Linked DNA regions of Homo sapiens: all the other regions are linked to region 2. The links are chromatin loops, found by intact Hi-C in ENCODE. Cell type or tissue: PC-3. All regions are shown on one strand.

Region 1 (8,000 bases), 460 kb after region 2:
TTTGGATTTCACTGATTTTTCCATAAACGTTCTTTTTCTGTTCTGGTATTCAAGCTAGGATGACATGTTGCTTTTAGTCATCCTATCTTTTTCGTCTCCTCCAATCTGTGACAATTTCTCCGTCTTAACCTTGTTTGTTAGGACCTAAACATTTTTGAAGGGTACTGGTCAGGTATTTTGTAGCGTGTCCCTAATTTGGATTTCTCTGATATTTTTCTCATGGTCAGTTTGAGATTATGGGTTTCTAGAAGACCACAGAGGTAAAGTGGTATTCTCGTTACATCCTGTAAAAGGATGCTCGATATCCACATGCCTCATCCCTGATGGTGTTAATCCTTATCATCTGGCCAACCTAGTGTTTTCTAGGTTTCTCCACTGTGAATTTACAGAGCCACCCATGTCCAGTCCCCAGCCCTTTTTATACTCTATTCCCTGGAAGCAAGCCACTAAGCGCAGCCTACACTCAAGTGATGGGGAATTAAGCTCCATCTCTATAAATAACAAAAATTATTTGGAATTCATCTGTATGTGATATTTGTCTCTTTTCCCTATTTATTTATTCAATCATGTATTGATATCAGTAGGACTCGTGATATTTTATTCTCTGGGTTATAATCAAATACTTTGTTGTTTATTTTGCTCCTCAAATTGTTCTAACTTTAGTCTTTAGAATCTCTTTAAATTGGTTCCTGTGTTCCTTTGACATATCCCCATTATTTTGTAGTTTTGAGCACTTCCTTACATTATGACACCTTAATAACAGGCTCCAGATTCATCTTGCCTATTTCCTGCCACAGCCCTAGAATCAGCCATTTTTCCAAGTATCCCTGGTTCCTATTATTGAAGAATAGTATTAGAAGCCAAGATATGGGTTCTGGGTGTGTTCATTGCTACTGGGGTGTTATTGCTTCTAGGTCACTTCCGTGGATAGAGATAGGGGATATATGTATTTATACCGCACATATATACACAAACATATTTTATACATTTTAAATATTTCAAAATTTATGTGTGTGTCGTATATATACATAATCATGAGCTCATATTATTTGACTCTAATTTAGCCTCACAGGATTCACTCTAACCTTCTCTCATTGTTTATTTGTTACTTCTTTCTTTGACAGTGAGAACCTTGACTCCCATTATCTACAATTTATGTATTAATATTTACTTGTTCAGTTTTAACAAATATGTAAAGTGGTTTCAGAATTGCTTCCTTGTTCTCTGATTTCTTTTTAAGTAGTAATCTGTTCTTGTTTCATGGATGCAGTATCCTCTTTTATTTTTTGAGGACATATCATTCTCTAAAGTTTTCTTTCTTTTTTGTTTTTTGGATTTATCTGTGTGTGTGTGTACTTGTATGTGTGTGCATTGTGTAATGTGCATTATATGTGTCTTGGTCTCTGTTTCCATGATAAATAATTTTTCAAATGTCTGTAAACCTTCTTTGTGTATTCATATTTAACAATAGGACCTTAAAGAAAAATAGGAATTTCTGTGGGGGTAGGGGAGATAAGTGGGGATAGAGGAGATATGGTTTGGAGGGATGCACTGTAGATTGATCTTTCACTGGGGAACCTCACCTGTCAGTGTCTAGCAATAATTTCTTTAGGGCCATTCTGTTTTTTCCCTGGATGAGAAGTAAAGGCATAGTGTGAAGAATATTGAGTTGGAGATGTGGGCTGATTTATTTAATGTCTGCTTTCCTTAATAGACTATAATCTCTAATTCAATCAGGATCCTGAAGGCACACTTACACGGTGTATTAGTTTCCTGTGGTGCTGTAACAAATTGCCACACACTTGGTGCTTAAAACAAGAGAAGTTTATTCTTTTACAGTTCTGGAGGCCAGAAATTAAAAAAAAAATCAAGGCATCAGCACAGCCATGCACTCTCTGAAGTCTCTGGGGGAAAATTCTCCTTTGCCTCTTCCAACCTCTAGTGGCTCTCTGTGTTCTTTGGCGTATGGCTGCATAACTACAGTCTCGGCCTCCCTCAGCTTATGGCCTTCCCCCTGTGTCTATGTCTTCTCCACTTCTGTTTCTTATAAGGATATTTGTGATTGGATTTAGGGCCCACATGGATACTCCAGGAGAATCTCATCTCTAGATCACATCTGCAAAAACCTCTTTTCCACACATGTTGAAGTGGTTATGGCATTGACATAAAATAATTATTTATGGCATTAACATAAAAAATTATTTAAAATAATAATTATAAAATAATTATAGGGGGTTTAAGGAGCCCATAGGAACATTGAGGCACCCAGGGAATAGCAACAGTGTGAAGCCATTACCACCCCAGGCTTAAAGGAAGAAGAGTTGGAAACAATATCATGGGGGCTCAATGGGAGAGTTGCCTTGGAGCAGAAGAATCCTAGTAGTAATTACAGATAAATAAAACCTTTGCCAGAATTATAGCATAGAAGTAGAGGGAAAAGTGAGGCAGGACATACCTTGACCTTTCCTTCCCCTACCTGCCCTTCAGTCTCTTGATGGTGTCTCTTGCTGGCCAAACACAAATGGAAACCAGAGGACCTGGGAGCTGGAAGACTCAGTCCATAAGGATGATCTCCAGCAGCACAGAGCAGATAAAAGAAGGTGATGAGAACGGGTCTTAGCAAGGGCGGGGGGATGGAGAATAACTAGTATCTGTCTTCCTGCTTCAGCGCTTTATATTTGATTTCTAGAATGTAAGCACATTAATCCGAAAGTTAAATAAATAAATGAGAGAAAGGTTGAATGAAAAACCTGTAAATAAGATAAATGTCTTCACAGTGAAGAGCTATAGCTGGGATACAACCAAAGCAAATGGAAATACTTTATTAGATTTTGTGCATCTGAACACATTCATCGTTCTCTCATTTATTTTCTATTCTTTTCCCCTTTCTATTTTAAAATAAAACCTGAATATAGAAAACTAAACGATACAAATGTATACCATGGTGAATTATTTTCAGGTCAAGACTCTTGTGACTCCCATCTAGGTCAATACATAGAACTTTTCTGCCCACCTCCTCAAAACACTCTTCTGGGTACTTCATCCCATTATCCAGTCACAGCCCCCTTCATCTTTCCTACATAGCCAGCATCCTTTATAGTCATAACTTCCTTGCATTTCCTTTGGGTTTAATCACTGAGACACTATGGTTTAGATGTACCCACTTTTTAAAAACGTGTTTTGTCTTTTTAATTAATTTTTACAGTTATGATAAGATATAGATAACATAAAATGTACTATTTTAACCATTTGTATGTGTATAGTTTGAAAACATTAAGTATATCACATTGTTGTGCAAACATCACCACCATCCATTTTAATCCTGCAAAACTAAAACTCTGTACCCTTCCAACAATAATTTTCTACTCCTCCCTTCTCTTAACCCCTGGCAGCCACCATTCTACTCTCTAAAAAATGTTTTAATTTTAGGTAAGTTATCTGACAGTATTTATTAATTGTTCTATTTCTTTGCTTTAATTTTCTTCTTTGGAGACCTCTATTTCTTTGTGTTAGGTCTTTTTCTTTTTTTTGATACTTATCAAAAATCTTTTTATAACTTTCTTTAATTTTTTTTTTTTTTTTTTGAGATGGTGTCTCATTCTCTTGCCCAGGCTGGAGTGCAGTGGTGCTGTTTCAGCTCACTGCAACCTCTGCCTCCTAGGTTTGAGTGATTCTCGTGCCTCAGCCTCCCAAGTAGCTGAGAGTACAGACATGTGCCACCATGCCCGGCTAATTTTTCCACTTTTAGTAGAGACGGGGTTTTGTCATGTTGGCCAGACTGGTCTTGAACTCCAGACTTCATGTGGTCCTCCTGCCTCAGCCTCGCCAAGTGCTGGGATTACAGCACTGGCCGTACTTTAATTCTTTTATGTTTTTACAGTTTTTTTCTTTTCATTTTCTATTTCTCTTAAGGCATTATTTGTCATGTTTATTTGCTGTTGCATACTTTATAGTTTTGTTATTTCCTGAAAGTGTTTTTTTCTTTTATTTTGAAGTCTTTCTTATGTCTCCTATTTATGTGTTTTTTCCCTTATGTGTCCTTCGTGTATTGTATAATGTACTTTTAAAAATTCCTTTTAATTGTTTTAAAATAGTATATTAAAACTTTAATCCATTCTTGGAACATGTCTCTGGCATGATTTCATTGTCTGTAGAGGTGTTATTCTGATTCTTACTCTCTTTTTTATTATCTTAATTCTGTGTGATATTTGACTTTTATACTTTTCTGTTGTTTATTTTCCTGCGAAGTTAATTTATTTGCACTTTTAGGCAAATAAATTGGTTTGGTTAGCTTTTATTATTGTTTTTAAGCTTACAGAGCTCCCTCTTCTGTTGCTTCTGTGAAATGTTGGAGCTAGAGGGCTCTGTTTCCCATGTGACTTTCATGGAAACCTTCCCTTTTCTTTGTTGTTTATGCTGGTACATTTTAATTCTGCCCCAAGTAATTTAGGCTCTGCCCCCAGTAAGTCTGGCACCCTGTCATGGAGCGCTGTCCTGGCTGGCTACGATCAAAAGTTCACAGGGACTAGGTTATATGTCTACCCCTTGAGAAATTAGCAGAGATCCCTGCACTTACCTGTTTGTGGAACCGTGAAACCCTGCTAAATTCAAATTGTCTGCATTACTTTCTGGTGAATATCTTTTAGCTATTTAGGGATTCTCCTCCTCCCAGGTCTATCTGAACCTCCACTGCTTCCTTTTTTATTTTTCCTGCACAATGTCAATATCACACCGTCTTCTGGCTGTTGACCATTAATCCCCAACTGCTTGTATTTTGGAATTCATGGGGCTACTTTGACATCTCATTATGTTGTAAATGCTTTCCATGTTTTCGCTGGCTTGCTTGCTATTTGCTTTTTCTATTTTCAGGTGGGAATTCAGGAAGATCCAAAGTCTGTACTACCACCAGTGTCATCACCCTCACAGAATCACATTATCATTTAAAAAAATTAGTTTTCTCCCTCTGTGTAAATATTTTAATTGCAATTCACAGCCCAGTCCTGACATGCATGTTTGATGAGATTTCTTCTGAAGCATAGATGATATACCTGTCTGGTAGATAATGGTGGTTCAGTGGTTTTTCCTACTCCTATTCATCCTTCCTTTATGAGATTTTCCATTCTCAGATGGCTTTTGCTTTGAGTTCATCACAGGCACTTCTAACTCCTATTTTTTCTTTAAGCTCTTCTCCTCTTCCCCCTAGAACTTCTAACTCAACTCCACACCTTCCTGGACCATACTGTAAGCTCTAGTTAGGAACAACTGCTATTCTTCCCTTGTGTGTGACATGTCTATTCCTGTTACTATTTCATAGCAAACACTATCTTCCTCACCCACAAAGTCATGCCATTCAAGACATGCTTAAGGTACACCTTCCCTAACTCGTATGGTAGCCTTTTGCTGACAAATTTTCATTAAGTCAAGAAGTGCCCAGTCAACCAGCTTAACTGTGATTCTTCCCCAGATTTTAATACTTCAAATCTAGAGTGGTTTGCCCAGTATGTATTTAATTTATATGCATTTATTAGACTGTTAGATATTCTCTCCTGTGTTCTATGACTAAGGTCTGATCCTCCAACCTCTGCCGAACTTATCTCAAACACATAACGTTGATTAAAAGGGGAGATTGGGAATATCAAGACATCAGCAAAATTCATTAAGACTATGGGAAAAAAATCAAAGTTTATGTGATATCTCCCAATTCACTTGGAATTTCTCAGTTTATTCTCTGGGAATGACCAATCTGATTCACACTCTGGAGGTAGCAAGTTTGGTTTCCAGATTTCTTTCTCTGCTTACGTAAAGAGAATATCCCATTTGCTTCCAAGGTCTGAAGTGGCTTTCAACAAAAGATAGGTATAACAAAAAGCAGTTAAAAGAAAAACAGAAATTAGAAAATTTTTAGGAAAAAATTGTGGTAAACATATCAACTTACTAGATTAATATTGTCAGTACAATTTTTAAAAATTCAACTCAGATTTCTAATGGTCAATGTAAAAAGGAAAAGTATGATTACATAAGCCTAATTTGCTGGTAAAAAAAAAAAAAAACCCACAATTTATTGAAGATAATAATTTTCCTGAGATTGGGAAAGTAGGAAGGCTACAGGAAAGAATGGTAAGTCAGAGGATCTAAGTTTTATTCTTCTCTCCATTACTTACCAGCTATTTGATCGTGGACAATTTACCCAGCCTTAGCCCCCTCACAAATACAATGGAAATAACAACCCAAATTTCTGTGGGTATTTGTAAGGATCAAAGAGAATAACTATGCAAGTTAGTGTTACATGTCTAACTCAAACATTTCTGCAGCACTTCTCTTCTTTCCCACCTCTCAGGTCCTGCAGAACATCCAACCATTCTCCGAGCATGATACTTATCCCTAGATAATTGCAAATGGTGCCTCTTGAATGCTCACACTCCCTGCCAGCAAAGCCGTCTGTAAGTCCCTCACACTCCTGCTAGCAAAGCCGTGTGTAAGTGCACAAGGAAGTGAGACACACACTTCCACTGACAGGTCACCCTGGGTTCTGCCTTGGGGCATTAGGAACATTGCTACTACCACTGTGGCCTTTGCCCCTGACCTCTGTAAGTGGGACCTGCCGTCACAGTTGTCGTAGCCAGGCCCTATGTACTGCTACATAGTCAAAGCCTTAATAGATCCAAGCAGCATCGTGGTTTCTCAAATCCTCCATGCATCAGTGCCAACCAGTGAACACATATCTTTTTCCCTGTACTGTGACCCCGGGTACCAAAAACCACATTGCTTTGGACTCTGTGTCTCACAGATATGAGTAAAAACAATTCATTTGGACCTAGCTACTTGCAGAGCCTGTACCTACCCTAAATTGCCCCCTAGTCAGCCTGGAGGCCGTGAAGTTGAGTCCAAGGAAGAAAAGAGTCATGGAATACCTTCCAGTGTTCAGAATTGTTCTCTCTGGCATCTTACTTTAATGACTGAGGTAGTGTTACCAGGACAGTTTTATAGGCCTCTCTAATTCCTTAGATTAGTTTTTTCCCCGCCAATAGCTTCCTAGGTTCCTCATGCACGTATAGCCTGGAAGAGTCACTTCAAGCCTTCACTACGAGGACTCAGATGTGACTGAATCCGGAGTGAACTTCACATTGCATCAAGCCAGGAGACCTTGTGCCAGATACCCAGAGGAAGAGGGGAGAGAAGACATGGGCAGAGAAGAAATGAAGAAGAAGAGGCAGAATGCTCAGATGTGCTGCCACTGAAAGAAAGGAAAACTTCTTTCTTTCTTTTTTCTTTTTTTTTTTTTTCCTCAGGGAAGGTCTGGCTCTATTGCCCAGGTTGGATTGCAGTAGCATACTCTCAGCTCACTGTAAGCTCCACTTTTCAGGCTCAAGCTACCCTCCCACCTCATCCCACCCATGCACAGCTAACTTTTGTATCTTTTGTAGAGACGGGGTTTTGCCATGTCTTCCAGGCTGCTCTTGAACTCATGAGCTAAAGCAATCTGCCTGCCTAGGCCCCCAAAGTGCTGGGATTACAGGCGTGAGCCACCATGCCCAGTCAGGAAAGGGATGTTTCTTTGAATGTTGAGTGGTAGAAAAATGTATTGTATAATGAATGGGTACCTGGAGTCTGTATGGCTGAGCTTCATTTGGAGCTTTTTAATTTTGTTCAATGCCACAACATTTATACAAACAAGTTCAATTGTTGATGCAAATAAACAGAGGCATTTAAATTCAGATCATTTTTGTTTCAGTAGTGTATTTAGAATAAGTATAGAAGTTAAAAGTATGGGCTTTGGATCAATTAGATATGTGGTTGAACTCTTTCTCAACTACTTGTTAACCTTATGTAGGGCAGTTAAATTCTTTGACACTCATCTCTGTATTGAGAGTAGTAAGAGTTTATTCATCATAGGGAGGTTGTATTAAATAAAACAATATGTGTAAAATTCTTTTTTTTTTTTTTTTTTTTTTTTGAGACGGAGTCTCGCTCTTTCGCCCAGGCTGGAGTGCAGTGGCGCT
Region 2 (8,000 bases):
ACAATATTAGGTTGGTGCAAAAGTAATTGAGGTTTTTGCAATTAAAAGTAATGGCAAAAACCGCAATTACTTTTGCACCAACCTAAATTTAATTGCAAAAACCTCAATTACTTTTGCACCAACCTAAATAGTTTGTTTCATAAGTGTAAATGTTATTGACTCTGTCAGAAAACCTTTTACATTTTGGGGGGAATGGGGAAGTTGCTATATTTGTGTGATGCTGAAATAAACTGTTGGAAATGAAAAAAATAAAATTACACAAATAAGTTGGTTATTTGCCTCTATGTCAGTAAAGTAGTCTGACTGATTTTTTACTTTTTACTTTCAGCAAGAATTAACTTTTGGTTTTGGTATATGAATATCAAGCTTCACTCTCTCCCTTCTACCCTCAACACACAATAAAAATGGCACAATCATTGCCACTCCTTTTATTCCAAGAGTTGTTGTAAAATTTGGCAAAATCATGGAAGTACTTCCAAAAAAATTACTGTAGTCACCTAAGAATCACTTCAATTTCTTTATCTTCTTTATCATCAGCTGGGTTAGAAGCATTAACATTTTCATTAGCATCTATGTTTATCATCATCTTTGTTTATTTAATCTTTGACTTCCTTGCATCTTCACAGCAGAGAAATTCCAAAGCCAGTTTCTTGTATACTTCAGATGTGTTCCTGAAAATCTCTATGAATTAAACCATTTTCCACATTACTTTACAAGATCATGACAGATATCTGTAATTTGTTAAGAGATATCTGTAATGTTAAGTACTCCTTCTTTCTGACATTTAGATTAAAGATCCTCTGATTCTAATCTTATTATCAAGTAATTAATGATCTGTAAACCAATACTTATGTGTGTTGTGCCACTGCTGAAGGAGTGAAGGACACGCTATCCCAAAATATGCTGAATTGGTATATTGATTATTTTGAGTTAAAAACATTGAAGAAATTGTAGTTTCAGAAAGGGCAAGCTGACCTATCTCTTCCAGCAGACAGCAAGTCACAGAGATTCCTCTGGAAGGGGCCCCCTCCCTGTACTAGAGTGACAAAATAGTCCTTATCACAGAGATTGGGAACTGGGGGCTGCAATGAACTATAATAAACATATTTACTAAGGTAGCCCTTATCTTTCACTACTTCTCCACCCCTCATATATCTCCTAGTGAACCCTGAAGAAATTTACTGCCCTTAGCCAGATCCTCTTTGTCCTCTCAAGTTTATTGGTTTTTGTCTAAAAAGCATCTTGCTCTGGCCACTTCTTCGATTTTCACTCTTGTGAAGATCCCCATGTACATGTAAAACTAATAAAGTTTTTACGATTTTTTCTTATTAATCTACCTGATGTCAATTTGGCTCCTAGGTCAAGCCAAAGAGCCCACTAAGAGTTAAAAAGGGTTTGGAAGTGACCTCTGGCTCCCCTACACTGCCAAGCAACAAAATCCTGCAGAAAATCTTTTTGACATTTGAATCGTTACCTTGCAGTACTTTTTCAAAGTTTCCATTTTCAGATTCTGGGCCATCCTAAGATTTGTTGGTTTTAAAATGTGTCTGCAAATTCTTTGGTGTGTCTCCCCTAAAACATGTGGAGTCTAATTCCCTTCCCCTTAAGCATGGGTTCAGCTTTAGTGGCTCACTTCTGATAAATAGAATATACAAGGAGTGATGATGTGTGATTTATGAGACTAGGTCATCAACATCATAAGGCATCCTTCTCGTTCTCTCTCTCTCTCTCTCTGTCTCTCTCTCTCAGTTCACTCACTCTGGGAGACACTGGCTTCCCTGTTGTGAGGACACTCAAGCAGCCCTATTCAGAGGTCCATGTGGTAAGGTACGAAGGCCTCCTGTCAATTCTAGTGAGAAACCTAGGTTTCTTGCTAACAGCTATGTGAGTGAGCCATCTTGGAAGCAGATTCTCCCACCCCAGATGAGCCTTCGGATGACTGGAGTTCTGGCTGACATCTTGACTGCAATCTCATCAGAGACCTCAAGCCAAAATTACCCCACTTCCAAATTCCTGACCCTACAGAAACTGTGTGAGATAATATATGCTTATTGTTTAAGCCACTAAGTTGTTCTTTTGGTGGGGGGGATGGGTGATTTGTTATGCAACAACAGAAAACTAATACAGAAATTATACCTGCCATTATCAAAGAGGCCTCCAGTGAGGGTTGATGGTATCCTTGAATATTTAGGGAAACTAAGCATGTTAAGTGTAAATACAGAAACTGTCTTTGTCAAAACTAAATAAAGCAAGGGAAATGGAACTTGAGTGGCTGAAAATAAAGATTGAATGAAAACTCTCTAATTCCTTGATCAGAAGCCATGCATAATAAATGACCCACCATGTATTTAGGTCAGTGGCTCTTTCTGTCACTAACTATTACACATTTTTCTGCATTTCCCAGAACTGAGTGGGAGATGAGAAGGGAAGGAGGTTTGGAGATCACATTTAGAAGAAGAGTATGTGGGGTGGCTGTGACCACTCCTGCCATGTGGACTATAGTGCTTTTGTGATCCATTAACGTCACAAAATAGAAATGACACTATACACTTAATCACCACCTGTTCCTCATTTATACACTCAGGTCCACTGTGGTTTGAGTACATTGCTTTATTTGATTTACATTAGTTCACAAAGCAACAAACAGGAGAAACCTGTTATGAGGACAGAGGGTTCCTACTAAGCATTTTTTCTCTCCAGTGTCAGAAATGTCCAGTAGTGCAAATGGATCCTGCAGAGTTCAAGGAGAAGAGCTTTTCTTTTGGAAAGTCCTCTTGTGCACTCCATCTCTTTTCATTTGATGGGGCTCTGTGTTCCCCACATGTACTTTTTCAGAGGGGAGGCTGAAGCCCTGGCAAAGATTCAGAAATACTAACCAGCTCCTGTTTGAGTTCATTAGAGCGAAGTCAATTTTTCTTTTTTCATTATTTTCTTTTTCTCTTCTTCTTCCAGTGATGCAACTTGGACCAATTTCCTCAGAGCTAAACCTCTGGGACATATTATATAGATGGAGACATAGCGTTCTGGGTTTTTTTTTTTTTTTTTAATATTTTCAATGTTGAATCATAGACTATTAGAGCTAGAGAATGTCTTTGGAATCTCTTGATCTAGCGGTTTGGAAACTGAGTCACACAGAGCCCTGGGGTTCCTTAGGATTGCTCTGGGTCCAATCCAGTTTTATCTCTTTTCATATACTTGTGTTCTATCCGTATTAAACAAGAAGTTCTGAGGCCTCTGATTTAGTCTACTGCACTCACATTTAAGATGTTTGAACTGAAGTTAAGAGAGAGAAATTGATTTGTGCAGTCATATAATTTGTGATGGTTGGTTTGAGCTGAGCCTCCAGTCTGGAGTTTCAGACTGCCTGGAGGGTGGTCTTCAAACACACCATACCATTTTCCAAATAACAGGATAAATGTTACATATAGGGGTCTCAGCAGTAGAGCTGATTCTGAATGTGAAATGGAAGGACATGGCCCATTTTGGATGGCTTTCATCTCCTTCTTCTCCCCAGTGCATTGACTTACAAAATCGTTGAAAAGATACTTTATCTTGGCTAGATTTTTAGTTACTAGTGCCTTCTGGCATTTTACATATCTAGTCAAATCATTTTTTTTTCAGAAATTATACTGCAGATAGAAAGAACCCCTTTCTTAAAGTCATGGACACATTTAATATTCTAAGAATTTTGAATTATTAAAAATATCATACCCCTAGCTCCCCCAAAAAGCCTATCTTTACCTGGGTTGGATGTGGACAATGTAAAAGTGACACAGTAGGTGGCTCCCGTGAGCAAAAGTGAAACCATTTTAATTCACTATGCTCCTGCAGTTTCTCTAGAATAGATGAGAACACCTGTGGCTTTAGGAACTGGAGATCACTCAGGGGGCCTGCAGGGGCTGCTTATCAAAGGGAAACAGCATAAGGCATTAAATTCCCTCCAGTCCTGTCTATGGGAAACTCATCTGTAGAGGTCCTTTCTTTCTTTCTTTCTTTCTTTTTTTTCTTTTTTGGAGACGAAGTCTCACTCTGTCGCCCAGGCTGGAGTGCAATGGCGCGATCTCGGGTCACTGCAACCTCCCCCTCCCAGGTTCAAGCGATTCTCCTGCCTCAGCCCCCCAAGTAGCTGGGATTACAAGCGCCCGCCACCATACCCAGCTAATTTTTGTATTTTTTAGTAGAGATGGGGTTTCACCATGTTGGCAAGGCTGGTGTGGAACTCCTGACCTCGTGATCTGCCTGCCTCGGCCTCCCAAAGTGCTGGGATTACAGGCCTGAGCTACCGCACCCAGTTTTCTTTTTCTTTTTTTCTTTCTTTCTTTTCTTTTCTTTTCTTTTTTTTTTTTTTTTTTTTTTTTTTTGAGGAGTCCTGCTCTGTTGCCCAGGCTGTAGAGCAGTGGTGCAATCTCAGCTCACTGCAACCTCTGCCTCCCTCCCGGGTTTAAGCCATTCTCGTGCCTCAGCCTCTGAGTAGCTGGGGCTACAGGTGCCCACCACCACGCCTGGCTATTTTTTTGTATTTTTAGTAGAGATGGGGTTTTGCCATGTTGGCCAGACTGGTCTCGAACTCCTGGCTTCGAGTGATCCGCTCGTCTCGGGCTCCCAAAATGCTGGGATTATAGGCATGAGCCACCGCACCCGGCAGAGATTTTCAATGTAAAAACTTTCCACAAAGTTGTAAAGGAATCAATTTAATTACAAAGCAAACAATAAAATTATTTCTAATTTTTCCATGTGAAAAAACATTTCAAACTTTGGTTGTAGCTTGGGTCGTTTATGTTGTGAACTAGCCAGATAAAAGCAAGTGGTGTTTTCTGAATTTTTCTCAGTCCCCCCCCGTCTCTGGTTCCCTATTTCCCTGCCAGCAGATGACAATTCATTTTGATATTTGTAACCAACTGAAAACATTCCTTCTGTGAACCTAAGTTGGATAAATATGTCCACAGTGAAAGTATTTTTCACCTGATGAAAATGAAACCAAATTCCAGATAATATTTTCGTCTTTCTTAGTCTGTGAAAAGACTTTATCATGAAACTCTTGAATTACTTATCAGTATGTAAAATTGAGTCAAACTTATATTTTGACTGAGTACATCCCACAGTTCTTGAAATACTTCAGGATTCTTGTTTACTTGATCGAATTGATCGATGGCTAGCAACAGACCTGTAATCATGTATTTTAATGTGAATAAAGCTAATTAAATGTTTTTAAAAGTGGAATGGTATTTATTTAGAAATTTTATTACTAGGTACTCCAAATAAATTATTACAGATGATTTGCTTAGAAAGAAAAAGGGGCTAATCCCAACACTTTGCAAAGCCAAGGCAGGCAGATTGCTTGAGCCCAGGAGCTTGAGACAAGCCTGGGCAACATGGTGAAATCCTTTCTTTACAAAAAATACAAAAATTAGGTGGGCATGGTGGTATGCGCCTGTAGTCCCAGCAACTTAGGAGGGTGAGGTGAGAGGATCAGTTGAGCCTGGGAAACGGAGGCTGCACTGAGCTGAGATCATGCCACTACACTCTAGCCTGAGCAACAGAGTGAGACCCCGTCTAAAAAAAAAAAAAAAAGAAAATGAAAAGGAATGGAAAACAGCAGATTTTACAAAATATTATGCAACTAAGAAAATATTTATAGTTGCTACTATTTATTGAATACTTGTCATGTATTAGATTCTGTATTAACAATACCTAACATGTTAGTGATATGTTGCATATAATATATAGGATATTATTTAATTTTCCCAGTAGCTCTGTGAGGTAGATATTATTAGTGCCATTTTGTGCACGAGGAAACTGAGACTCACAGATGTGGGTCTCCTGAGGTCACACTGTGGAAAGGTACCCAACTCATCTTCAAACCTATATTTTTATCCATACTACTGTATTGCTTCTCTACTGCATGCATGTTGAGTATAATGTACCAGTAATCAAACTTCCTCATTTATTTTTAAAATCACTATCAGATGCATTTGAAATCCATGCAGTTCATGAAATAGGAAGTCTCCCTCTTTTAGTAAAAGAAAAGGGAGCATTTCTTGTTAGGATGGCAGTAAGACATCTGTACCTGATTAACTTCATTCTACTTTTCCACTGAAGCAGCCATGATAACTCAGATGCCAAGTGACAACAGCCAGAAATTAAAGCTATCAGTCAATTATTTGCTAATTTCTGGAAAGAATAACACATTAAGAAATACTCAATGGCAAAACAGGTCCTCAACTCAACTCAAATTACTCAAGGATGAGCAAACAGAAAGATAACAACATGAAACCAATAAAAATAGTCTGGTATTTCAACTGTCTATATTGTCCAAGAGAAATGCCAAGCAGACAACCTACAGAATGGGAGAAAATATTTGCAAACTATGCATATGACAAAGGTCTAATCACCAGAATCTATAAGGAACTTAAATAAATCAACAAAAATTATTTAAAAATGGCAGAAGATATGAACAGACACTTCTCAAAAGAAGACATATACACAGCCAACAAGCATATGAAAAAATGCTCAACATCAATACTCATTAGAGAAATTCAAATCAAAACAGTAAGATACTATCTCACACCAGTCAGAATGGCTATGATTAAAAAGTTAAAAAAAAACAAACAAACAACTGGCTGGGCACAGTGGCTCACCCCTCTAATCCCAGCATTTTGGGAGGCCAAGGCAGGAGGATTACTTGAGCCCAGAAGTTTGAGACCAGCCTGGGCAACACAGGGACTACATCGCTAGAAAAAAATTAAAAAATATTAGCTGGGTGTGGTGGTATGTGCCTATTGTCCTAGCTACTTGGGAGGCCGAGAGAGGAAGATTGCTGGAGCCCAAGAGGTTGAGGCTGCAATGAGCCATGATCAGGCCACTGCATGGCAGTCTGGGGGACAAAGTGAGACCCTGACTCAGAAAAACAAAATAAAACAAAACAAAACAAAAGCAGATGTTTGAAAAGTTGTGGAGAAAAGGGAACACATACACATCCTTCTGGGAATGTAAATTAGTTCAGCCACTGTGGAAATCAGTTTGTAGATTTCTCAAAGAACTCAAGACAGAACTACCATTTGACCCAGCAGTGTCATTCCAGATATATACCCAAAGGAATATAAATTGTTCTACTATAAAGACCCATGCATGCATATGTTCTTTGTAGCACAATTCACAACAGCAAAGACATGGAATCAACCTAGATACTCGTCAATGGTGGACTGGATAAAGAAAAGGTAGTACATATATACCATGGAATACTACACAGCCATAAACAACAACAAAATTATGTCCTTTGCAACAACATGGAAGAAGCTAGAGGCCATGATCTAAGTGAATTAACACAGGAACAGAAAACCAAATACTGCATGTTCTCACTTATAAGTGGGAGCTAAACATTGAGTACACATGGACATGAAGATGGCAACAATAGACACTGTAGCCTACTTGAAGGTGGAGGGTAGGTGGAACGTAAGGATTGAAAAACTGCCTATTGGCTCAATACCTGGGTGACAAAATCATTTGTACATCAAAGCCCAGCGACATGCAAATTACTCATGTAACAAACCTGCATAGGTACTCCCTGAATCTAAAATAAAAGTTAGAAGAAAAAAAAAAAAAACTAAAATAACATTTTCAGAAAAAAATAAAACAAATGAAGAAAAATAAACTAGATGATGTTCTCTGTGTATTTCTCAATAAATATGAGGAAGCACGGACTTATGGGACAAGAGTGGAGAGATGAGATAATAGTGGCTCTCTGGAATGCCAGTAGATATTTAAAAGGATTTTATGGGCACAATAAGAGAATTCTGGTAACTTATAAACAGAATTAAACAGAATTAAAATGTACCTTGAAGGTAATAAATAGGAGAACAGACACTACAGAAAACCAAGTCAATGACGTAGAAGGCAAACTACATCTTTCTATGAATGGTAAGGTAATAGGTTTAAAAACAGAGAGAGAAATTTGATACAGAGAACAGAAACCAATTTTAAACAGGCAATATTCAGAAGAA
Region 3 (8,000 bases), 530 kb after region 2:
TTATTAAGAAAATCCAAGCAAGAAAAAATATATTTACTATTCATTAAGTGGAAGTGGATCATCATAAAGGGCTTCATCCTCTTTGCCTTCACATTGAGTAGGCTGAGGAGGAAGAGGAAGAGGAAGGGTTGATCTTATTATCTCAGGAATGACAGAAGCAGAAGAAAATCCACATGTACGTGGACCCGCACACTTTAAACTTGTGTTTTTTAAGTATCAACTGTAGTCCTCACTATTATTTGCAATTTTTAAAATGTTTTCTGTTTCTTTGTGTTCTTTGCCTTTGAACACAGAAAGGTGTTCAAAGAATTAGTTCCTCTCTGGGCTCCAGCTTAGAAACTGTACTTTCAAATATCAGCTCTGGAACTTGTGGGCTGGATGGTTTGGGGAAATTGATGTAACCTCCTCCTCACTCCTTGTGCTCCTTGTTCCTGTAAAAAGGGAATAATGCTATTCCAAATGTTTTGGGAAGACCAAAGGCACTAATACGCATAAAGTACTTCCACTGTGTCTGACTTCTCTTGGCAGGTCACTCACCTCACTGTCCCTCAGTTATCTCCCTTCTAACAAGTGGATAATGGTGTGCTTACTTCACTTAGGTGTGTAAGGAGTTTAACTGACTTAGCATGTGTAGTAGACCTAGAAGAGTCCTGGGACATAGGAAGTGCTCAGTAAATGGTGGTTATTTATTACAGTAAGTGCTCAGTAAATAAGAGCTAGTACTGAAAAGGAAGATGATGATGATGATGGAGAAGAGAATGGGTGAATTCTCTGGTGCCTCTTGTAAAGAGAGCTGTTCTGGAATGTGACAAAGGTTTGAAACTGAGCAGTATATGTTCTTCCTGTGGAGCTCTTTGCTGAAAAGTCCCACAATGTGAATATTGAGAGGCTGACCACCAGGAGCGCGGGTGAGGTGGTGAGTTCAGTAATTCAATTTAGAGAAAACATCACTCTTCAAATACTTCCTCCAAATCTATTATTCCTCTAGTCCCTGCTTCAAAGTTGCAATGAAGTCATTCTTGACTTTCTTGGCTTTCACCCTTATCATTTCATATTCAATTTGTCACTAGGCTATATAATTCTACCTCAGAAGTTTCCCGAAATTTACTCTCTCCTCTTTTATTTTGCTTGAATATGCTCAGGGTCTCTAACAGCTCCCTTTCAGCCACACCAGCTCTTTACAAAGATCTGTCCCTCTCAGTTGATTGTACAGACCCTGCCCTGTCATCTGGCATGTCCCCTCCATGTCATCTTGCCCCCATGGCAGAATCTCTGCCATGTTCTATGCCCACATGCTGGGCCCTGTTCTGTGCCCGCCTCCGCATCCCATGTCCTTGCAACAGCAAATTATTTTTTGCTTCCCCAGTGATACAGTTTGGATGTTTGTCCCCTCTAAATTTCATATTCAAATGTAATTTCCAGTGTTGGAGGCAGGCCCTGGTGGGAGGTCTTTGAATCTTGGGGGCAGATCCCTTATGAATGCTGAGGGTCGACCCGTTGGTGATGAGTGGGCTCTTGCTCTGAGTTCACATGAGGTCTGGTTGTTTAAAATTGTGTAGCACCTTTCCTGTCTCTCTCTTGCTCCCACTCTCACCATGTGACACTCCTATTCCCCTTCACCTTCTGCCATAATTGGAAGCTCCCTGAGGCCCTCACCCTATGCAAATGTTGGTGCTTTGCTTCTTGCATACCCTGCAGAGCCATGAGCAAATTAGACCTCTTTTATTTATAAATTTCCCAGTTTCAGATATTTCTTTATGGCAGTGCAAACACACTAACACCTTGAGGTTATGACAGGCTGGATGAAGACACTGGTTCTTCTTGGCCTGTCCCCAAAGCCACAAGCCAGTTTTACCCACTTCTAAATCCAAGGTTTCCTATTAGGAATTCAGCTTCTGCCAAAGCTGTGGGCCCACGCCTGCGTGCCTCTGTTGCTGTTTCATCTTTTATCTTTCCAAATTACTGTAACTGTTTCCTCACTAGTTTCCAGGGCCTCAGTTTCTCCCCATTCCAAGCGTTATCTACTCTGCTTCCAAAGTGAATGTCCTGTTTTAAAACCTCCAGCATCCACTGACTTCTCACTTTCTGGTGAGTTATCTGCTGATCCCGCCACTGCATACAAGAGCCGTCTCAGTCTCTTCTGACCCCCCGACACACTAACTTTCTTGCCATTTCTGGAGTATGCTCATCGCTTTAGGCCACCCACCTTAGCACACACTGTTTGATCTTTTCTGAAAATCTTTCTTCTACTTGACTTCCTTGCAGGTTAGTGGATTTCCCATTAGCTCAAATGTCTCCTCATTTTAAAGCCTTTCCTGACTCTTCCAGAAAGAATAAGGCTTTTGCTCTTCTATGTCCTCATAACTTTCTGTTAATTTTGCCTTTCAATATTTATTTCATTATACAATTATTTTAATTTTTGCACTATTTCATTCAAAAATACGTATTGAGTGTTTACCGAGAGCCTGGCACTCTTCTGAGCTAAAGGGACAGAGTGAAAAACACAACAAACTGTCCATGCCCTCAGAGAGCTCACATTCTCGGAGAGACAGACAGTAAATATGTGACAAACAAGTAAACAAGGCATGTAAAAATTGTGATAAACACTCAGGAGAAGATAAACAAGATTAGGTATTAGTAATTAGGGAAGGGCATCTATATTGATAGATGCAGGCTGTGAGGGTAAATTTTATGTGTCAACTTGACTGGATCACAAGGTGCCTGGATATTTGGTTAAACATGACTCTGAGTGTGTCTATAAGGGTGTATATGGATGAAATTAACATTTGAATCAGTAGACTGTGTAAAGCCTCATCCGATACATAGAAGGCATAAATAGAACTAAAAGGCTGAGTAAGGGAGAATTCTCTCTCTCGACTGCCTGTCTTCAGCTGGGAAGTCAGTCTTTAATGTCTTCTGACTGGGGCTCTGAGTTGAATTACACCATCAGCTCTCCTGGGTTTCCAGCTTGCCAGTTGCAGCTCTTGGAACTTCTTGGTCTCCATAATCACAAGATAACATACCTATAGCTATATCTTTATCAATATCTTCTATTGATTGTTTCTCTGGAGAACCCTGACTAACATACAGACTTAAGGAAAGTCACTCTGAGAATATGGCATTCATGCTGAGCTCTGGAGAATGAGAAAAACAAAGCAAATAAGCCCTAATATGAACCAGAAAAAAAATTCTAGTAAAATGAAATATGAGAGCAAAAGCCTGAGGCTGAAAAGAGCCAGAGAGAAGGCAGTTAGCATGAGATTAGATTGGAGAGGGAAGCAGAAATCAGGTCATCTGGGTCTGATTGGTAAGGAAGGAGCTTCAATTCTTTCTCCAAAAGCATTGAAAAAGCAGAATAACTGTCCTTCAATAAATATTTGTGTGACAAACGAGTTAATGGATATATAGTTATTTTCCAAATGGTGAAAGCAATTTGAAAACTCTAAAAAGGATGGCACTATTTTTGTCCCTATTCCTTGATAATTTTCATTTAAAGGGCCCTGGCAGTAGGGTAAAAGGGAAGGATGCTGATAAAAGTTGGCTCTGTCGTATCAGAACAGCAGAGGATGATGGATGTGCACCCTCCATACGAATGAGTTTCCTGACATTTTTGCCGTTTGGGGTTTTTATCTGTTGTTGCAGAATATGTGTGCACTAATGCAGACTACATCTACCAAATATCATGAGCAATGAATCATCCGCTCAGCAAGGAACGAGTAAACTTCACCTCCTCCCAGGAAGCTGGCTGCAGCTTTGCACAAGAGCACCCTCTTCTGTGCAGTTGCAGCCCCAGCCTTCAGAGAGCAGGAGCGATGGCCTTGTGCAGTCCCACTGTGATCCCCATTCTAAGGGAAGCACAGCTATGCAATAAAAAGAAGTCCTTATTAGTTTCCTTCTTTGCCTCCACCCTTCAGAGGATCACGTAACACCAAATTCCTTTGGAATTATCTAGGAAGGTGGAAAAGACTAGGGAGTAGAGTTCGAGACACTTTACTGAAAGGGAAAGGAAATAGCTTTCCACCCAGTAAAATTCTACTTCATTACCTAACATTACAGGGATTTTCCAGGATGCTCAGGTAGACCAGCTCTAGAAACTAGGGAAACAACGTGATGTCCAGAGTCCACCGGGCAGAGAGATGCACAGAGATTTAAAAAGAGGGACATTGTATAAGCTCAGCACATGTAGCAGTTTGTGTTTTGCTTTGTGTGTAATAACTTTAAGTCAAGGGAATTGGGGCTCTAGTATAATTCTATACTGCTTTAAGTACAGTTCTTTAAAGCAGAATCCCTTGTACAACGGAAAACTAACTACAATTGGGGACCTGGCACATGGAGTTCACCTAAATATTTATTAAACAAATAAAAATATTGGCTTCCCATGTCTTTCAGGGGAGGGAAATATTGAGCCTTGTCAGCCATTCATATCTTATTTTACTGGTTATTTCAAGTAACTATGGCCACAATAACATTGCATATAAAACAGCCACAAAATCTCGGGAGCATACAAAAATGCATTTACGCAGCTTGCAAGTGTGCTGGTTGGCTCTGCAGTACTGTTGGTCTCAGCTGGGCTCATTCATGCATCTGCAGCAGGCTGGGGTCAACTGGGGGGCTGCTGATTTGGGGTGGCCTCAGCTCTGGTGGTACAGCTCCACTCCCCATGACTTTTATCCTCCTCCTGGGATGAACTGTCCGTTCTGGGCATATTTTTATCCATAGCAATGCCAGAAGTTCAAGAGTGTAAGTTGAAGCATGAAGATACTTTTCAAGGCTGCTGCATCATGGACGCTAATATCCCACTGACTGAAACAATTCACATAGCCAAGCTCACCATGAATGGAACAGGAAATTCTGTTCTTCCAATGCAGTTATGGGAAGGGAGTGAATATTTCTGAACATGAACTTGATCTTTCACTCAGACTTTTCTTGTAAACCGAGTAGAGGCAGGACAAGTTAGCATGTGCTGTGAAAAGACCCCAGGACACAGAGTCCTGGGCCCGGCCAATTGAATCAATGCCTATTAGTCCTAAAAAGGACCATATGAGGTTGGTAAAATTCACCTCATTTTGTAGAGGCAGAGGCTTAGGCTGGGAACAGACACAGAAAATCACTTAAGACCATTGAATCAGGAAGTTGTAGACTCAAACTTGAACCCAGAGCTATCCTGTCCCCAATCCTATGCTCCTCTCCACCGTATCTCAGGAGCTTCCCCCACCAAGTTGCCCTGACTGGTCTCAATTTTGCTCTTTAGATCAACATAGAAGAAATTTAGCCTCTTTTCTAGAAGTCTGTCTTTCATGGTTTTGGAATCAATTCCCCTGTTTTCTTGACAAAAATCAAGCATACCCGCCTTCCTGCCCTTCTTTCCAGCTCTGTTTCCCCAGAACACTTACTGTCCTGAGTGTCTGAAGATTGTAAGGATGAGGGTGATCATTGGCCCTGGATTAAAATATTCAGGGAAAACTTTACTGAAGGAGCAAATTTTAGAATGAAGACAGGTGACAAGTGACAAAATACACACACACACACACACGAGAAGTAATTAAGGCATTTGACTTGTGCTAAAAAACAAGATGAAGACTTGGGGAAAGATGAGCAGATCTGGTTGGTGAATATCAAGTTGTGTTTTTAGACACACTGGTCATAACATGCCAGGATATTCAGCTGAAAGAGGCACATTTTAAGAAAGAAATAGAAAACAGAAATATTTAGAGCTGACCAATTAGAATGATGAGAAAACCCAAAACAATACAACTTGAAGAATATTTGAACATGCTCAGGGTCTTCAGCTGGGGAAAGTGAAGATTTAGGAGCAAGAGCTCTGCTAAAACATGTTAAAAGTTACCACCTTGGAAAATAGACTGGGGTTCTAAAAGGCTAAACTAATACTTCAGGATAGAAATTAAATATTTCCACTCAACTCCATCATTACAGCAGGAAACATCAGAGCTGCCCGACGTGGCTCAGATTTCCTTCGATGACAGTAAATCTGGCTGAAGTTTTATGGAAAGGGTGAACTATCACTTCATAGAGAAGTAGTCAAGCACACTGAAATTGGAGAACAACTTGGACTAGTTGAACTTTAAGATCTTTTCCAAATTTAGAAATTCCATTAAATGGAAGGAAATAGTTTTTATTATTAATAACAAAGTATAATAACAATAAGAGCAATTCCTTAATATTATATTATGCTTTGTAGTTTATATTATGCCATCATATGCTTGAAACAATTGTGAGGCAGGTAGAATAGGTATCTTATTTCCATTGCATTCAAGGAATCAAGGCACAGAGAGTTAAGTGATTTCCCTATGGACACACAGAATGTGGAAGAATTAAGATGAGCACTCAAGCGATGCCTGTATATCATCCTGGCAGTGCCTGTATATCATCCTGTTGCTGCCAAATTTGATCATGAGGAGAAAGTTGATGACCATTCTAGACACTGCTGAAGGAAGGAATAGCTGATTACAGGAAGATCAGCAAAGACTGTGTTAAAAGGGCTCAGGGTCATTTTTCCTTTTATTATCTAGTAGGAATATAACCATGATCCCCAACAAGCCAGGGAACATCCTTGTACAACCACACACTTTACAAGGGCTTTGCTTTGAATCTTCCCTGAGACATCACAGGAAATGGGATTCCTTGTGATACAACTCAGTTCAAGGCAAGTAAATCCATTTGGCAACGTGTTGTTTGACAAATTTTAAAATAGAGGTTTGATTTGCTTTTTATAGTTACCCCTGTTTTCACCATTGAGGACAGTAACTCCTCAAACTTTTGGGCATATAATATGTGTGTTTATATATATATATGTATAATTTGGATATATATATGTATAATTTGGATATATATGTGTATATATGTATGTGTATGTATATATGTATATATGTGTATGTATATATGTATATATGTGTATGTATATATGTATATATGTGTATGTATATATGTGTATGTATATGTGTATGTATACATACGTGTGTATATATGTGTATGTATACATGTGTATGTATACATACGTGTGTATATATATACATATATACATATATATCCAAATTATACATATATATATCCAAATTATACATATATATATATAAACACACATATTATATGCCCAAAAGTTTGAGGAGTTACTGTCCTCAATGGTGAAAACAGGGGTAACTATAAAAAGCAAATCAAACCTCTATTTTAAAATTTGTCAAACAACACGTTGCCAAATGGATTTACTTGCCTTGAACTGAGTTGTATCACAAGGAAGCCCATTTCCTGTGATGTCTCAGGGAAGATTCAAAGCAAAACCCTTGTAAAGTGTGTGGTTGTACAAGGATGTTCACTGGCTTGTTGGGGATCATGGTTATATTCCTACTAGATAATAAAAGGAAAAATGACTCTGGTCCTTTTCACAGTCTTTGCTGATCTTCCTGAAATCGGCTATTCCTTCCTTCAGCAGTGTCTAGAATGGTCATCAACTTTCTCCTCATGATCATATTTGGCAGCAACAGGATGATATACAGGCACCGCTTGGGTGCTCATCTTAATTCTTCCACTTACTTTGTGTCCATGGGGAAATCACTTAACTCTCTGTGCCTTGATTCCTTGAATGCAATGGAAATAAGATACCTATTCTACCTGCCTCACACAATTGTTTCAAGCATATGATGGCAAAATATAAACTACAAAGCATAATATAATATTAAGGAATTGCTGTTATTATTATTATATTTTGTTATTAATAATAAAAACTATTTCCTTCCATTTAATGGAATTTCTAAATTTGGAAAAGATCTTAAAGTTCAACTAGTCCAAGTTGTCCTCCAATTTCAGTCTGCTTGACTACTTCTCTATGAAGTGATAGTTCACCCTTTCCATAAAACTTCAGCCAGATTTACTGCCATCGAAGGAAATCTGAACCACGTCGGGCAGCTCTGATGTTTCCTGCTGTAATGATGGAGTTGAGTGGAAATATTTTATATATATATATATATATATATATATATATATAT

Evidence for each region. Hi-C counts contacts between places; a loop is a spot of excess contacts. Peaks named below come from ENCODE experiments on the same cell type or tissue, not always from the same donor. Only the 100,000 strongest peaks of a DNase experiment are listed, where the experiment ranks them.
Region 1: it touches region 2 in a loop (6-fold over the local background); 21 of 110 quality-filtered maps call a loop at or near these places.
Region 3: it touches region 2 in a loop (16-fold over the local background); 22 of 110 quality-filtered maps call a loop at or near these places.

Annotation. Positions count from the first base shown.
Region 1 is chr1:221,540,231-221,548,230 of GRCh38, reverse strand. No RefSeq gene overlaps it. Among named protein-coding and RNA genes, the nearest start is that of DUSP10, 200 kb to the left of the region's middle. In PC-3, a CTCF peak has its summit at 4,317 (motif pointing left); a DNase peak (open chromatin) is centred at 4,360.
Region 2 is chr1:222,005,093-222,013,092 of GRCh38, reverse strand. No RefSeq gene overlaps it. Among named protein-coding and RNA genes, the nearest start is that of LINC02257, 31 kb to the right of the region's middle. RefSeq lists an enhancer at 3,563-4,095. In PC-3, CTCF peaks have their summits at 3,564 and 3,770; DNase peaks (open chromatin) are centred at 2,632 and 3,802; H3K4me3 peaks cover 500 bases; H3K27ac peaks cover 1,052 bases.
Region 3 is chr1:221,473,996-221,481,995 of GRCh38, reverse strand. No RefSeq gene overlaps it. Among named protein-coding and RNA genes, the nearest start is that of LINC02817, 140 kb to the right of the region's middle. In PC-3, a CTCF peak has its summit at 3,769 (motif pointing left); a DNase peak (open chromatin) is centred at 3,745; H3K27ac peaks cover 1,432 bases.